2 separate regions of the Homo sapiens genome follow, and region 2 is linked to region 1. Evidence: read pairs that join two places in POLR2A ChIA-PET (ENCODE). Cell type or tissue: B cell. All regions are shown on one strand. Links, peaks and the distances in the headings refer to the core of each region. The heading gives the core; the rest is flanking DNA. Region 1 overlaps CACNB2 (calcium voltage-gated channel auxiliary subunit beta 2). Region 2 overlaps NSUN6 (NOP2/Sun RNA methyltransferase 6).

Region 1 (8,333 bases), core at 257-8,256:
GTTTCTTTTTTTATTCATGGGCTTCCACATGATATTTGGTATCTAGTGTATGCTCAATGAAATACATAGACTGGAAAATTCATTTAAAAACAATGTATAATCAGTAGTTGTAAAAAAAATCTTGGCAATCTAAGGAAATCTGTTATGTAATTGATTCCACTGATGAGTCTAAAAAATTACTTGACTTTGTTAATTCAGTTTAATTTATGAAATAAGCATTTTATAATAATTCTTGGCCAGGCACAGTGGCTCATACCTATAGTCCTGGCACTTCAGGAGGCCAAGGCAGGATTGCCCAAGCCTGGGAATTGGAGACCAGCGTGGGCAACATAGTGAGACTCCCTCTCTACAAAAAATTAGCCCAATGTAGTGGCATGTGCCTGTAGTCCCAGATACTCAGGAGGCTGAGGTGGGAGGTTTGATTGAGCCCATGAGGTCAAGGTGCAGTGAGCCATGATCCACACCACTGTACTCCAGCCTGGGTAACAGAGTGCGACCCTCTCTCAAAAAAGTCAAAATAAAAAGTAATTCTTGTGAGCATCAAATGATGTGTGGAAAGAGTTTTAACTGTGACAGATGATAAGGACATAAAAAGGAATTGCTATAAGCAAAACACATGATTACATTTTTTCCTCAAATATATTTCTAAACCTGTTACTGAAGTTTTGCCAACGAAGGGTTGTTAGGTGAGAAACAAAACTGAGTTCTATAATGTATCATGCTCATTGCTAACATATAAAGCTTATTATTTATAATAGTTTTTCTGTTATTTATATAATCATACTTCAGAGTAAACGAAGAACTTCTATGTTAGAAACCAGCCTCTCAGAGGATTTGTATATCTAACCTATAAACAGAGAAAAATTAAGCTCAAAGATCTGACACAACTCTCAGAAAGTTTACTTTATAAAAACAGAAACCTAACCATCCAGTAAGCAACATGTGTAACAGTGATTAACCTAAAACTCCAAGCACATACCAAAAAGATTAAATAGCAGCTGAAGGGTCTCAGTGTGATCAATTCAGTATACGTTAATAAGCAGTATCCACATACCATCTCTGTAAACACAATAACTCCCTACACTGTTTTTACAAATAAAACAAACATATTGATATCTATCAATAAATATAGCCAGGAATTGACTTCATCTTTTACTAATTTCCACACCCACAAATTACACTCTCCTGAGAATGATTTCATTATTGATATATAACTGGAATTAAGGAATATTTAGGATAATAATGGATATCATTTATTGAGCACATATCATGTTTAATCCTTGCAATGATTCTATGAGGTAGTTATTTTATTTCTTTTTTAGGATGAGGAAATGGAGGCTTCAAAAGGTTAATAAACTTGCTCATGGTAACACTGATGCAAAGCCAGGAGATCTTAGAGTCTGCAGACACCAAAGCTCATGTTAGTGAAAACAAACCACAACCAAAACATTAATGCTGACAGCCTGTGGAATTCTTAACTTGAAACTATCATAACAAATCCTTCCACACCATGAAATCAGTAAGACCATAGCAACAGCGACTGGCAGCACACACCTGTTTTTTCTATACTCTGTGACACATGGAATTATCATCTTGTTAGGTCTTCTCATCATCAACATCGGGAGAGGAGAGTTTAAAAAGCTTAAGCTCATTGCACAGACTTACCTAAGCTTGACCTTGTGTTGGATCTTTCTATTATTGCGTGCTTACTGGGATTGTTTAATACCGAGCGTTTGGCAAGCGAGATGTCAGCGGTGACCCTTGTGATGGATATCCTGTTGGAGGAAAAAGTCACAGAAGACCTTAAGGTTATTGGTCTAATCAAAGGGGATAGAAGTGTATGCCCCAAATTCATCTAAGTATGAAATATATATAGCAACCATATTTTCAAACCATATGTGTTAGGATACTTACTTATTCATTTTTTTTCTTTTTACTTATTCATTTTTATCTTGCACCTGCCTTACTTTGTTTTTTGTTTGTTTTGAGACAGAGTCTCGCCCAGGCTGCCCAGGCTGCAATGCAGTGGTGCGTTCTCGGCTCACTGCAATCTCCACCTTTCAGGTTCAAGTGATTCTCCTGCCTCAGCCTCTGGAGTAGCTGGGACTACAGGTGTGTGCCACCACACCCGGCTAATTTTTGTATTTTCAGTACAGAGGGGGTTTCACTATGGAAGCTGGTCTTGAATTCCTGGCCTCAAGTGATCCGCCTCCCTCGGCCTTCCAAAGTGCTGGGATTATAGGTGTGAGCCACCGCGCCCGGCCCTATCCTGCACCTGCCTTACGTTGCACTTACTTGTTGCTTACAAGTGTCAGATAAGTACTGAGCACTTTATTTGAATTACTAAATGATCCAAAAAGCTCTAGGAGAAACGTTTACTATTATCCCACTGTTGCTGATGAAAAATGAGACTCACAGAGAGATTTTTTATCCAAGGGTATGTATGTAACTAAGTGGGAGAGCTGGGATTTGAACCCAGACTCCTGACCCTATATTCCTAGTCTCTGTGCCATAGTTCATTGCTGTGATAGGCATGAAAAATAAATAAGAACCAGTCTTCCCTCAGATAGCTAATGGTCTAGTGGCAGAGATAAATAATAAAGGAAAATAATTAAAGATGATGATTGTTGTGGAAAGAACATACAGGGTATTATGAGAGACAATATTGAATTGGGAGTATCATTTTAGATAAGGTAGAAATGAGAGCAACAAAATTTGGGAACTGGAAATAGCAAATGACTTAGACTGCAGAAAGCTGAATATTCAAGTCAGCAGTAGGAAAAAGCTGTGAAGCAAAATTGAAGGCTCACAATATTTCTAAAGAAGGTAGAGAATGAAGTTAGGGCGAAAAGGAAAAGTTTGGTTCAAAAGTCTGTTTCAGTTACAGCCCTCCACTGCCCCCTCACAATATCAAATAGCCAGGTGACAGTTCTTTTCCTGTGTGGTACAAGACCCTACATTTGTTATCTTGCAGGCAATACAAGAGGGCCTCTGACCAGGGGACCCTAGACAGAACAGGAGCAGGGAATACTGGATGGAAAAGAAAGGATTCTGAATGTTGAGTCTTCAGCCTTTCTTCTCATTGTACAGTTTTGGTAGCCAGGCTTATATTTATATCCCCAGGGGTCAGAATGGAAGATTCTTCTCTGGGGAATCTGACTGCCAAATTGTAAGGACCCAAAGATAATGATATTGGAGGTTTCCTGTGTAAATTATCTAGCAAGATTGCCATACACAGAAACACAAAGTTGACAAGCTCCGCCTATGAGCACAGAACCTCTGATTAATTATTTTATGCCTTATTTTAAAATTTGAGCACAGGACAGTTTGTCAGGCATCTTCAGAAAACCTCATGAGAGAGCAAAACAAACAGAAAAATCAATTATGACAATTATTCACAGTTAAAAGCTAAAAGATGGTTTTATCTATGAGACTAGAACAAATTTCTATTTAAAGACTTAGAATAAGAGCTTTTGGAAGTAACATGATAATAGAAATAGAAAAAAAGCAAAAGAAAGGTTAAAAGAAATGTAACATTTCCAAAGGGTAAAACAAAAAAGAGTTGGAAGATAGGAGAAGAAAAGTAAGAAAAGTAGACATAACCCAAGAGGTTCAAATTCCAAATTACAGGAGTTCAGAAAAAGATAATAAAGAAGACAGAGGAAAGAAAATAAAGAATTAATTCCAGAATTAAGGATCTGATTTTCTGAATTGAAAGGGTCCGGCACACGGGTTGAAATACCCACACCAAGACATATTTTTATGAATTTCATAACACTGGGGACAAAGAGAAACCCATAAGCTTTCAGAGGAAAAAGACAGGTCCCAAAGGGTCTAGAATCAAAGCACTAGAATGCTTTGTACTTCTCAAAGCAACAATGGAAGCCACAAGGTAATGAAGCAAAAAGCCTTCAAAATTTGGAGGGAAAACTATTTCAATCAGAATTCCATAAGCATTTAAACTAGCAATTAAACAGAAAGGTTTGTAAACATTCAGGCTATTGAAAAAAACATGTATATACCCTTCCTAGGGAAATGAGAAGGTTTTTGACTAAAATGACAGTAAAGCTTGAAAGAAATCAAGGGATCTGGGAAACAGGAGCTTCAACCCAAAACAAAGGTGAAAGGAATCCCCAAGCATATAACACGGAATGTTCCAGAATGACACCCAGCACAGAAAGAAAGATCTACACTGCAACAGGCTAGAATGTCCCAGAGGGATTCAAATAGACAAATTAATTTTGGCTGGCTCCATATTTAATATTTATTGAAACTATGTAAATAATAGTCAATGAACTATGTCATATAATGTGTTTTTTTTTTTTTTTTTTTTAGACAGCATCTCACTGTCACCCAGGCTGGAGTGCAAGGGTGTAGTAATCATAGCTCACTGCAGCCTCAACCTCCCAGGCTCAAGTGATCCCCCTGGCTCAGCCTCCCAAGTAGCTGGGACTACAGGTGCATGCCACCACACCTAGCTAATTTTTTTTTTTTTTTTTTAGTAGAAACAGGGCCTCATTATGTTGCCCAGGCTGGTCTGAAACTTCTGAGCTCAAGCAGTCCTCCTCCCTTAGCCTCCTAAAGTGCTGGGATTACAGGTGTGAACTGCTGCACCCAGCCTACTATACTTTTTCTTGTGTATTTTCCTCGTGGTTTCCATGAGATAAACAACTTTTTATTTGCTCAATTTTTTTTTTTTTTTTTTTTTAAGATAGAGTCTTGCTCTGTCACCCAGGCTAGAATGCAATGGTGTGATCTTGGCTTACTGCAATCTCCGCCTCCTGGGTTCAGGCGCTTCTCCTGCCTCAGCCTCCTGAGTAGCTGGGATTACAGGTGCCCACCATTGTGCCCAGCTAATTTTTGTACTTTTAGTAGAAACAGGTATCACCATGTTGGCCAGGCTGGTCTCAAACTCCTGGCCTCAAGTGATCTGCCTGCCTCAGCCTCCCAAAGTGCTGGGATTACAGGTGACAGCCACTGTGCTCAGCCTCAGGATTACTGATTTCTAGTAAGACTGTCCTACAGAAGATTCTGGCAATGGTATATTTATCCCTGTAGCAATTCAGTATGCATTCCAAACACTTCAGGGCTGATTGCTGACGTTTTGAAAGTCACTGAAGGAAACAAAACAAAACAAAAAAACAAAAAAAAAAAACCGTGAATTTATCCCAGGTAGCTTTCCTTCTTGTTCTCAACTTCCTTGTTAATTTACCTGTCACCATCCTACAAGGTGAATCTGAAGATTGCTTTGTTTACATGACACAGTTGGTTACTGTGAATCCAGTTTTGAATGGGCTACTTTATTGCACACAACAGGAGGAGGAGGAGGATGATTTATTTCTTCTTTGATCTGACACACTGACACTACTTAACCAGAATGTGATTCTGACAACCCCCTAGGGCTGCTGCAAATGAATTTAAGTGGGTTTCAGAAAAGAAAAAGGAATTCTTGACTACCTAGAACCTTTCGCATAACTAACATTTCCTTTCATATTTTCTCCTCTTGGGCTTAAACGTTTTTAAAAAATAAACTTAGCTTATTTAATAGATGATTAAGGAATAATTCATTTTTCCCTTTTAGAATGTCATATGTATATACACACCTGATACTTTTGTTGAATTTCCATCCTCTATTGCTGTCTTGCCTTGCCAAAAGCAAAGACAGTCAATAATTCAGTTACTCTAGATGTCTTGCCATGGGTAAAAATGTTAAATTTGTACACAGCTTTTAAATTCTGCCTTATGGACTCGTTTCTTCCTCTGAGGACTGTTAACTGGGGAGAACAGGGCTAGAATATAGAACCCCAGCTCTGTAAGTCAAGATGAGCCAAGGCAGGTCTATTAATTAAACCATATGAAAGTTACTTCTGGCTAGAAATAACAGATACTTTAAGATATTTTGTTTATCTGTTTCTTAAATAAAACCAATCTGGGTGGCTGATACACTCGAACATGGGTCCAAAATCCACCCTCTCTGGCTGGAATGTGTCTTCCAAATTCAAAACTTACTCAGGTTTAAGTACAAGTAGTAATCCAGGAAATTCCATCCCATTTCCCCATCTTTGGCATTTAGGAAAGGGCAGTGGGTTGACTCAGGCATGGAAAACACAGTGCCTTTGTTAGCAGAATTTTTTTTAGTGTTCAGGCTCATGTTGACAATTCCAAATTGTGATAAATGACAGAGCCAAGGATAAAGAAACAAGCTAAATGGAGCAGAGTAGAGCTATGCCTTTTATACTTGGCCAGTGCCTAGTAGCCTTGGTCCAAGCTAAAGGGTCTATTTCCTGTCACAAACTGAAAAATATTTCTTAAAGATATGGAAAATTAAAAAAATCTAATTAGGAATATTTGGTTAGAAGACCTTGATTATAAAGTCTTTTCATACCTTGAAACTTATAATAGTTTTTGTTTTCCTCATTCTCTCTCCTTTCAGTTCTTTGCCTGATCACTTTTTTTTTTTTTTTTTTTTTTTTTTTTTTTTTTTTGAGACAGAGTCTCACTCTGTTTCCCAGGCTGGAGGGCAGTGGCACGATCTCGGCTCACTGCAACGTCTGCCTCCCGGGTTCAAGCAATTCTCCTGCCTCAGCTTTTCGAGTAGCTGGGACTGCAGGCACCCGCCAACATGCCCAGCTAATTTTCTTATCTTTAGTAGAGACGAGGTTTCACCATGTTGGCGAAGCCGGTCTCGAACACTTGACCTCATTATCCACCCGCCTCGGCCTCCCAAAGTGCTGGGATTACAGGCAGGAGCCACCAAGCCCAGCCTGCTTGATCACTTACTAAAAAGACTTGTCCTCCTATAAAACTTTCCTTCCTACCCTTGCCTCCCCTGCCAAAAGTCAATATAAATTAGAAATGGTTGTAGTAGTAGGTGTGGTCTAGAAAGAAAGTACTATAGTAAGAAATCTAAAAGAATCCTGAAACCAACAAATACTATCTATTGCAGCAGTCCCCAACCTTTTTGGCACCAGGGACCAGTTTCATTAAAGACAACTTTTCCGTGGACCGGTTTGGTAGGAGTGGGGAGATGGTTTTGAGATGATTCAGGCACATTACATTTATTGTGTACTTTCTTTCTATTATTATTACACTGGAATATATAATGAAGTGATTATACAACTCACCATAATGTAGAATCAGTGGGATCCCTGAGCTTGTTTTCCTGCAACTAGATGGTCCTTTATGGGGTTGATGGGAGACAGTGAAAGAACACCAGGCATTAGACTGTCCTAAGGAGCATGTAACCTAGATCCCTCGCATGCAGAGTTCACAGTAGAGTTTGTGCTCCTATGAGAATCTAATGCCGCTGCTGATCTGACAAGAGGCTGAGCTCAGGCAATAATGTGTGAGTGATGAGGAGTGACTGTAAATACAGATGAAGCTTTGCACACTCCCCTGCCACTCACCGTCTGCTGTGTGGCCCCTAGCAGGCCATGGACCAGTACTGATCTGTGACCCGGGGATTTGGGACTCCTGATCTATTGTAGTTGCATTGTTAGGATGGGAGGAGGAAAGGAATGTGGAGAAGAGAAGCACTGCATTTATCTGGTTAAAAATACAGAAATATACACTAGCCCTGTATCTTCCAGGTCCCCTGTAATAACCTACTCTTAAACTCTGAGGTTTCCATTTTGGACTCTAGTCATGTCTTTGATGCTTCAGGAGCTGGCTTAACATTCAATGATGGCACCCATTAATTATTTGATTCAAGACTGCCTTTCAATAGACTTTAAGCCCCACAAAGCCAAGGCCCTTGTCTATTTTTGCTCCTCACAATGCCTGGCACATAGAATATACTCAATAAATACTTACTGAGGCAAGTTGAATAGTGACCGGGGGAAGAGGAGGAGAAAGAAAGGATTAAGTCCAAGCCCATTGGCGTGACACACTAGATATGACCCTTGGATTTGTTACCAGTCACTCCTTGCCCATGTCCTTTAAGATGTGGGTGTGAGTTGCCTTACACATAATGCTGTGTCATACCTCAAAGCCTTCACACACTATATACCATCTGCTGAACATACCCTTCTCTTCCCTGTAATCCATTTGGTCAAACGTTAGGCACCATTTAAAAATTCTTCCAGGTGTGGATGTCCTGAAGTTGGTGTTAATTACGCCTCCCTTTATGCTACCTGCACCTTGTGCATGCATATAACCAAGTTGCCCTTTTACTTATATGCAGTGTTACTGCTACAGGTTTCAATTTATGGTTTCCATGAGAGCTGTTCATAGGCAGAGACTGGCTTCACCATCTCCGCATTTCTCTAGCAGAGAGTATGCAGCAGACGTTCATTCAAAATTCATCTGGCCACTGCTCATGTTGAGTACTGCTC
Region 2 (8,333 bases), core at 98-8,097, 100 kb before region 1:
GGCTGTGGGTTTGTCATAGATAGCTCTTATTATTTTGAGATACGTCCCATCAATACCTAATTTATTGAGAGTTTTTAGCATGAAGGGTTATTGAATTTTGTCAAAGGCCTTTTCTGCATCTGTTGAGATAATCATGTGGTTTTTGTCTTTGGTTCTGTTTATATGCTGGATTACATTTATTGATTTGGGTATAATGAACCAGCCTTGCATCCCAGGGATGAAGCCCACTTGATCATGGTGGATAAGCTTTTTGATGTGCTGCTGGATTCGGTTTGCCAGTATTTTATTGAGGATTTTTGCATCAATGTTCATCAAGGATATTGGTCTAAAATTCTCTTTTTTGGTTGTGTCTCTGCCCAGCTTTGGTATCAGGATGATGCTGGCCTCATAAAATGAGTTAGGGAGGATTCCCTCTTTTTCTATTGATTGGAATAGTTTCAGAAGGAATGGTACCAGTTCCTCCTTGTACCTCTGGTAGAATTTGGCTGTGAATCCATCTGGTACTGGACTCTTTGGTGGGTAAGCTATTGATTATTGCCACAATTTCAGCTCCTGTTATTGGTCTATTCAGAGATTCAACTTCTTCCTGGTTTAGTCTTGGGATAATGTATGTGTTGAGGAATTTATCCATTTCTTCTAGATTTTCTAGTTTATTTGCTTAGAGGTGTTTGTAGTATTCTCTGATGGTAGTTTGTATTTCTGTGGGATTGGTGGTGATATCCCCTTTGTCATTTTTTATCGCATCTATTTGATTCTTCTCTCTTTTTTTCTTTATTAGTCTTGCTAGCGGTCTATCAATTTTGTTGATCCTTTCAAAAAACCAGCTCCTGGATTCATTGATTTTTTGAAGCATTTTTTGTGTCTCTATTTCCTTCAGTTCTGCTCTGATTTTAGTTATTTCTTGCCTTCTGCTAGCTTTTGAATGTGTTTGCTCTTGCTTTTCTAGTTCTTTTAATTGTGATGTTAGGGTGTCAATTTTGGATCTTTCCTGCTTTCTCTTGTGGGCATTTAGTGCTATAAATTTCCCTCTACATACTGCTTTGAATGTGTCCCAGAGATTCTGGTATGTTGTGTCTTTGTTCTCGTTGGTTTCAAAGAACATCTTTATTTCTGCCTTCATTTCGTTATGTACCCAGTAGTCATTCAGGAGCAGGTTGTTCAGTTTCCATGTAGCTGAGCAGTTTTGAGTGAGGTTCTTAATCCTGAGTTCTAGTTTGATTGCACTGTGGTCTGAGAGATAGTTTGTTATAATTTCTGTTCTTTTACATTTGCTGAGGAGAGCTTTACTTCCAAGTATGTGGTCAATTTTGGAATAGCTGTGGTGTGGTGCTGAAAAAAATGTATATTCTGTTGATTTGGGGTGGAGAGTTCTGTAGATGTCTATTAGGTCCGCTTGGTGCAGAGCTGAGTTCAATTCCTGGGTATCCTTGTTGACTTTCTGTCTCGTTGATCTGTGTAATGTTGACAGTGGGGTGTTAAAGTCTCCCATTATTAATGTGTGGGAGTCTAAGTCTCTTTGTAGGTCACTCAGGACTTGCTTTATGAATCTGGGTGCTCCTGTATTGGGTGCATATATATTTAGGATAGTTAGCTCTTCTTGTTGAATTGATCCCTTTACCATTATGTAATGACCTTCTTTGTCTCCTTTGATCTTTGTTGGTTTAAAGTCTGTTTTATCAGAGACTAGGATTGTAACCCCTGCCTTTTTTGTTTTCCATTAGCTTGGTAGATCTTCCTCCATCCTTTTATTTTGAGCCTATGTGTGTCTCTGCACATGAGATGGGTTTCCTGAATACAGCACACTGATGGGTCTTGACTCTTTATCCAATTTGCCAGTCTGTGTCTTTTAATTGGAGCATTTAGTCCATTTACATTTAAAGTTAATATTGTTATGTGTGAATTTGATCCTGTCATTATGATGTTAGCTGGTTATTTTGCTCGTTAGTTCATGCAGTTTCTTCCTAGTCTTGATGGTCTTTACATTTTGGCATGATTTTGCAGTGGCTGGTAGCAGTTGTTCCTTTCCATGTTTAGTGCTTCCTTCAGGAGCTCTTTTAGGGCAGGCCTGGTGGTGACAAAATCTCTCAGCATTTGCTTGTCTGTAAAGGATTTTATTTTTCCTTCACTTATGAAGCTTAGTTTGGGTGGATATGAAATTCTGGGTTGAAAATTCTTTTCTTTAAGAATGTTGAATATTTGCCCCCACTCTCTTCTGGCTTGTAGAGTTTCTGCCAAGAGACCTGCTGTTAGTCTGATGGGCTTCCCTTTGTGGGTAACCCGACCTTTCTCTCTGGCTGCCCTGAACATTTTTTCCTTCATTTCAACTTTGGTGAATCTGACAATTATGTGTCTTGGAGTTGCTCTTCTCGAGGAGTATCTTTGTGGCGTTCTCTGTATTTCCTGAATCTGAATGTTGGCCTGCCTTGCTAGAGTGGGGAAGTTCTCCTGGATAATATCCTGCAGAGTGTTTTCCAACTTGATTCCATTCTCCCCGTCACTTTCTGGTACACCAATCGACGTAGATTTGGTCTTTTCACATAGTCCCATATTTCTTGGAGGCTTTCCTCATTTCTTTTTATTCTTTTTTCTCTAAACTTCCCTTCTTGCTTCATTTCATTCAGTTCATCTTCCATCGCTGATACCCTTTCTTCCAGTTGATCACATTGGCTCCTGAGGCTTCTACATTCTTCACGTAGTTCTCGAGCCTTGGTTTTCAGCTCCCTCAGCTCCTTTAAGCACTTTTCTGTATTGGTTATTCTAGTTATAGATTCTTCTAAACTTTTTTCAAAGTTTTCAACTTCAATGCCTTTGGTTTGAATTTCCTCCCGTAGCTCGGAGTAATTTGGTCGTCTGAAGCCTTCTTCTCTCAGCTCCTCAAAGTCATTCTCCATCCAGCTTTGTTCCATTGCTGGTGAGGAACTGTATTCCTTTGGAGGAGGAGAGGTGCTCTGCTTTTTAGAGTTTCCAGTTTTTCTGCTCTGTTTTTTCCCCATCTTTGTGGTTTTATCTACTTTTGGTCTTTGATGATGGTGATGTACAGATGGGTTTTTGGTGTGGATGTCCTTTCTGTTTGTTAGTTTTCCTTCTAACAGACAGGACCCTCAGCTGCAGGTCTGTTGGAGTACCTGACCGTGTGAGGTGTCAGTCTGCCCCTGCTTGGGGGTGCCTCCCAGTTAGGCTGCTCAGGGGTCAGGGGTCAGGGACCCACTTGAGGCAGTCTGCCCGTTCTCAGATCTCCAGCTGCGTGCTGGGAGAACCACTGCTCTCTTCAAAGCTATCAGACAGGGACATTTAAGTGTGCAGAGGTTACTGCTGTCTATTTGTTTGTCTGTGCCCTGCCCCCAGAGGTGGAGCCTACAGAGGCAGGCAGGCCTCCTTGAGCTGTGGTGGGCTCCACCCAGTTGGAGCTTCCTAGCTGCTTTGTTTGCCTAAGCAAGCCTGGGCAATGGCTGGCGCCCCTCCCCCAGCCTGGCTGCCGCCTTACAGTTTGATCTCAGACTGCTGCGTTAGCAATCAGCGAGACTCCGTGGGCGTAGGACCCTCCGAGCCGCGGGATATAGTCTCCTGGTGCTCCGGTTTTTAAGCCAATCGGAAAAGCGCGGTATTGGGGTGGGAGTGACCCAATTTTCCAGGTGCCGTCTGTCACCCCTTTCTTTGACTAGGAAAGGGAACTCCCTGACCCCTTGTGCTTCCCGAGTGAGGCAATGCCTCGCCCTGCTTTGGCTCGGGCACGGTGCGCGCACCCACTGACCTGCGCCCACTGTCTGGCACTCCCTAGTGAGATGAACCCGGTACCTCAGATGGAAATGCAGAAATCACCCGTCTTCTGCGTCGCTCACGCTGGGAGCTGTAGACCGGAGCTGTTCCTATTCTTCTCCTCAGATTTTTATTCTTTTTTCTCCCCTTTTCATTTCCATGGGATTTAGAAAAGGGTGTTTTCTTCCTCTGATTTTTTACTAAAAGCTCGATATCACAGTTATTTAAAATACAAATGAATCAGTTAAACTTTATATACAGTAAACAATTTTAACAGTAATGCATCACTGAATTACTGGTTTCTTCAGTTTACTTGAAATGAGATTTAAAATAAAATTTTGGTTTCTTCAGTTTACTTAAGACGAGATTTCAGGTACTGGTGAAATATATTTTAATTTCTGGAAGAAGATTTTTGTCTGGTAATTTAATGACTTCAGGAGAAAACTGAATGCCAGACTTGTCTTGATAAAAGAGCCTTTAAAACATCTCAACCAGCATTTTGTAAAGGCTACATTTGGATCAGTAGAACTTTTTAGGCCAAAAATCAATTTGTAATTTTAAGGAATTTCTGTATTCTCTCAATTCGTGCTCCTCCCTTTTTGATAAAAGTCTTAAAATAGTTCAAGCAGGCCAGAACATTAATTTTCTTCCTTTCTTTCACAATTGAATATGTAATTCAACAGCATAAATCTCTTGAAATCCAAATGAGACTGGATTTGTCTTCTCTTTCAGCCTACTCGATTTCCATCTTTTTTTTTCCCCCACCCAGGACGGAGTCTTGCCCTTGTTGCCCAAGCTAGAGTGCAATGGCACGATCTCGGCTCACTGCAACCTCCACCTCCGTGTTCAAGTGATTATCCTGCCTCAGCCTCCTGAGTATATGGAATTACAGGCGTCTGGCATCACGCTGAGCTAATTTTTGTATTTTTAGTAGAGACAGGGTTTCACCATGTTGGCCAGGTTGGTCTCGAATTCCTGATCTCAGGTAATCTGCCTGCCTCAGCCTCCTAAAGTGCTGGGATTACAGGCGTGAGCCACTGTGTCCGGCCCATTAAGTCTCTTTTGACTTTCCATTATGAGAAATGAGGAGATTACTGGAGTTAAATTTTCCCTAAAATTTTACCAGCTAATTTGTATTTACTGTTTTTTTATTTTTGTTTTGAGATGGGGTCTCGCCGTGTTGCCCAGGCTGGTCTCGAGCTCCTGAGCTCAAGTGATCCACCCTCCTCGGCCTCCCAAAGTGTTGGGATTACAAGCAGGAGCCACCATGCCTGGCCAGTTTTTCTGTTTTTTTTTTTTTAAACATTGTCAAGCTTTGTAACATTGTTATTTCCCAAGTATAATTCACATGGATGCAGTGTTTGCTTTCGGTCCTTATGGCACAGTTTATTTCTCATTTCTTATCTTTATTAATGTCTTTATTGGTGAGTACAGTCACTTAGCAGATCTCCCGCACCCCCTGCCCTTTCCCAAAGTGTGACTCTTACGTACTGCGTTACTTTCTTGATTGAGAATGTCTGCCTGTTGCCTTTTTGTTTATAAAACAAGTTGGCTGAGTCTGGTCGTTTCAGGCCACATAGTATTTCCCTTAGCACTTTGTAGACATTGCTTTTATAACCTGTGGCATTAAATGTTATTGTGAAGAAATCTAAGGCCCACCAAAAACTTTTCCTTTTAACAGTACGTTGTCTTTTGATTGGAGATCTGTGGAATTCTTAGTTATTCAACTTTAGACATTTAGCCAGTGTAATGCTTGATTTTGATTATTTCCTCTTAGTTCTTTATCTTTTTTTTTTTTTTTTTTTTTTTTTTTTAAAAAAAAAACACATAGTCTCACTCTGTCACCCAGGCTGGAGTGCAGTGGCGCGATCTCGGCTCACTGCAGCTTTTGCGTCCCGGATTCAAGTGATTCTCCTGCCTCACCCTCCGGAGTAGCTGGGATTACAGGTGCCCACCACCATACCCGGCTGACTTTTGTATTTTTAGTAGAGACGGAGTTTTACCATGTTGGTCAGGCTGGTCTTCAAACTCTTGAATCGGGTGATCCACCAACCTCGGCCTTCCAAAGTGCTGGGATTTCAGGTGTGAGCCACCACACTCAGCCTATTTCCTCTTAGCTTTTGATGAGACACAGTGTAGCTTTTCAGTTATATAGGTCTTCCATTATTTCTTTGAATATTTTTCTCTTACATTTTCTGTATTCTCTTTTATAAAGACAGCAGGACTTTGTGTGCTGTGTTTCTGGCACAGATATTACCTGCATCAGAGATTCCCAAGACAGCCCTCAGGTTTAGTGATTGGCTAAGACTCACAGAACCTAGCATACGGTCACACCAATGGCTATGGTTTATTACATGAAAGCATACAGAAGCAAAACCAGCAAGGGAAAAGAGGCATGGGGTGAAGTTTGGAAGAAACCAAACACAGGCTGTCTCAGTGAGGTCCCATAGGACATGCTTAATTCCTCCAGCACCTAATTGTGACATGTAAAATAGTTGTCTAGAAGAAAAGCTCATCAGAGGCTTGGTGCCCAAGGGTTTTATTGGGCTGGTCACATAGGCACCCTCTGCGTAGCATGTACCGAAATTCCCAGACTCCCGAAAGGAAAGCAGGTGCTCCGAATAAACATGTGTTTGTACCTTGCTTGTACAGAGTTTAGGAATTGTGAGCCACTCTTATTTATCATTAGGGAAGGTTTTATGTCACTGCTGGGAACTCATTCCAGTTTCTAGCTGCTTAGCTAGCCAAGACCCATCCTCTCAAGCAACCCTTTCTAAGAACCGCAGTCTCAAGCCTGTTACTTTAATTTTTTTTTTCTGTTAACATATTCTTCAACTCCATTCACTGATCTTTTTCTTCCGCATTCGTTCTTTTTTTTTTTTTTTTTGAGACAGAGTCTCGCTCTGTCTCCCAGGCTGAAGTTCAGTGCCAGGAGCTCTCACTGCAAGCTCTACATCCCGGGTCTACGCCATTCTCCTGCCTCAGCCTCCCTAGTAGGCTACAGGTACCTGCCACCATGCCCGGCTAATTTTTTTTTTGTATTTTTTTAGCCAGGATGGTCTCAATCTCCTGACCTAGTGATCCACCCTCCTCAGCCTCCCAAAGTGCTGGGATTATAGGCATGAGCCACCGCACCCAGCCCATTTGTTGTTAGGCCTGTCTTGGTCACTTTGGCTCTGTTTCAAAGTGGCTCTCTTGTCAATAGTATAGGAGATAAGTTTTATCTTGTCTGTGCTTTGCTTTTCTTATCTCTAAAATGGGGATTGAAAATACTATCTAGTCATAGGGATGTATTACCTCTTTCTGCTTGTAAATCCTTATTCAGAAGTTTTATTGTCCTTTATTTTCTTAGCTGCTAGTTTACTTTCATCTTTGTTCTTTTATCCCTTTTTTGAGGTTTTTCCTTTAATTTCTCTGAAAATACAGTGGTACTTGAATTATTTTTCCTTTTGTTTGGTTTACATTTTTAAAATCTACCTTCTGCTTTTTGTGTATGTGTGTGCCACCAATGAATGCAGAATGAATTATTTCTGCTTATCATGCATTGAATGGAAACAGTTACATCCTCATTTGCAGTTTGCTCAAGAAGGATCCAGAATGGGGGAAAGAGCATGCCTATGGGACTAGTCAGATAAGTTTTCTGGGAAGTACTGCAAATCTTCTCTGCTGGCTTTTCTCTAGTCCTGGTGAGCAGAGCCGAGGCTCTCTGTGAAGGCTTTAGCTCATACCTTTTTTCCAGAGGGTGGGGAAGGCTTTCTTTTTCATTTAATCTCTGCTTAGATAACTTAAGTCATGAGCAGCAAAGTTGGTTGCTATTTCTTTTCTCTTTCCTGGGCTGCTTTTTGGCAGTTGATCAGGTTTGTTAGAGAAAATAACACATTGTCTGGTTATGCCATTTCTGACAATCCATTTCTTCTTTCACACTTGTCTCCTCTGAACAGGATACTGGTAAGACATTCCTAGATTCTGATTTCTTTTCCACTAAGCCTGTGGTCCTGGTCCTAAGTAATAAATGTTTGATTAAGCCTCCAGGAGCCTCTCCTTTTCAGAGACTCCACACCGTGCTGAGAAACTAGGTTTGGCTCAAAGTTCACTGTCAGCCAATTTTTTCTCATCATCGCAATTATAGCTGTTTCTTAGTTTTATTGCAAATGGAATTTTCTCCTCAGATTTTTATTCTTTTCCCCCCCTTTCATTGCCATGGGATTTAGAAAAAGGAGTTTTCTTCCTCTGATTTTTTAGTAGAAGCTCAATATCACAGTTATTTTCATTATAAATGCATCAGTTAAACTTTATATACAGTAAACAATTTTAAAAGTAATGCATCACTGAATTACTGGTTTCTTCACTTTACTTAAAATGAGATGTAAAATAAAATTTCAAATGAAATTTAAAATAAAATTTTGCTTTCTTCAGTTTACTTAAAATGAGGTTTCATGTACTGGTGAAATATATTTTAATTTCTGGAAGATGATTTTTGTCTGGTAATTTAATGACTTCAGGAGAAAACGGAATGCCAGACTTGTCTTGATACAAGAGCCTTTAAAACATCTCTCAACCAGCGTTTTCTAAAGGCT

The links. Peaks named below come from ENCODE experiments on the same cell type or tissue, not always from the same donor. Only the 100,000 strongest peaks of a DNase experiment are listed, where the experiment ranks them.
Region 2: POLR2A ChIA-PET joins it to region 1 with 12 read pairs; 3 of 35 experiments call an interaction of 5 or more read pairs at or near these places.

Annotation. Positions count from the first base shown.
Region 1 is chr10:18,521,030-18,529,362 of GRCh38, reverse strand. It overlaps CACNB2 (calcium voltage-gated channel auxiliary subunit beta 2), which reads right to left. Exons shown (of 14, transcript NM_201596.3): 10 at 1,666-1,775. All of the region lies in intron 1 of CACNB2-AS1 (CACNB2 antisense RNA 1), which reads left to right. Among named protein-coding and RNA genes, the nearest start is that of CACNB2-AS1, 14 kb to the left of the region's middle. In B cell, for the core only: no CTCF peak of the experiment used is centred there; no DNase peak of the experiment used is centred there.
Region 2 is chr10:18,622,958-18,631,290 of GRCh38, reverse strand. The region is part of intron 3 of NSUN6 (NOP2/Sun RNA methyltransferase 6); the gene reads left to right. Among named protein-coding and RNA genes, the nearest start is that of NSUN6, 24 kb to the left of the region's middle. RefSeq lists an enhancer at 3,384-3,593. In B cell, for the core only: no CTCF peak of the experiment used is centred there; a DNase peak (open chromatin) is centred at 3,480; H3K4me3 peaks cover 893 bases; H3K27ac peaks cover 455 bases.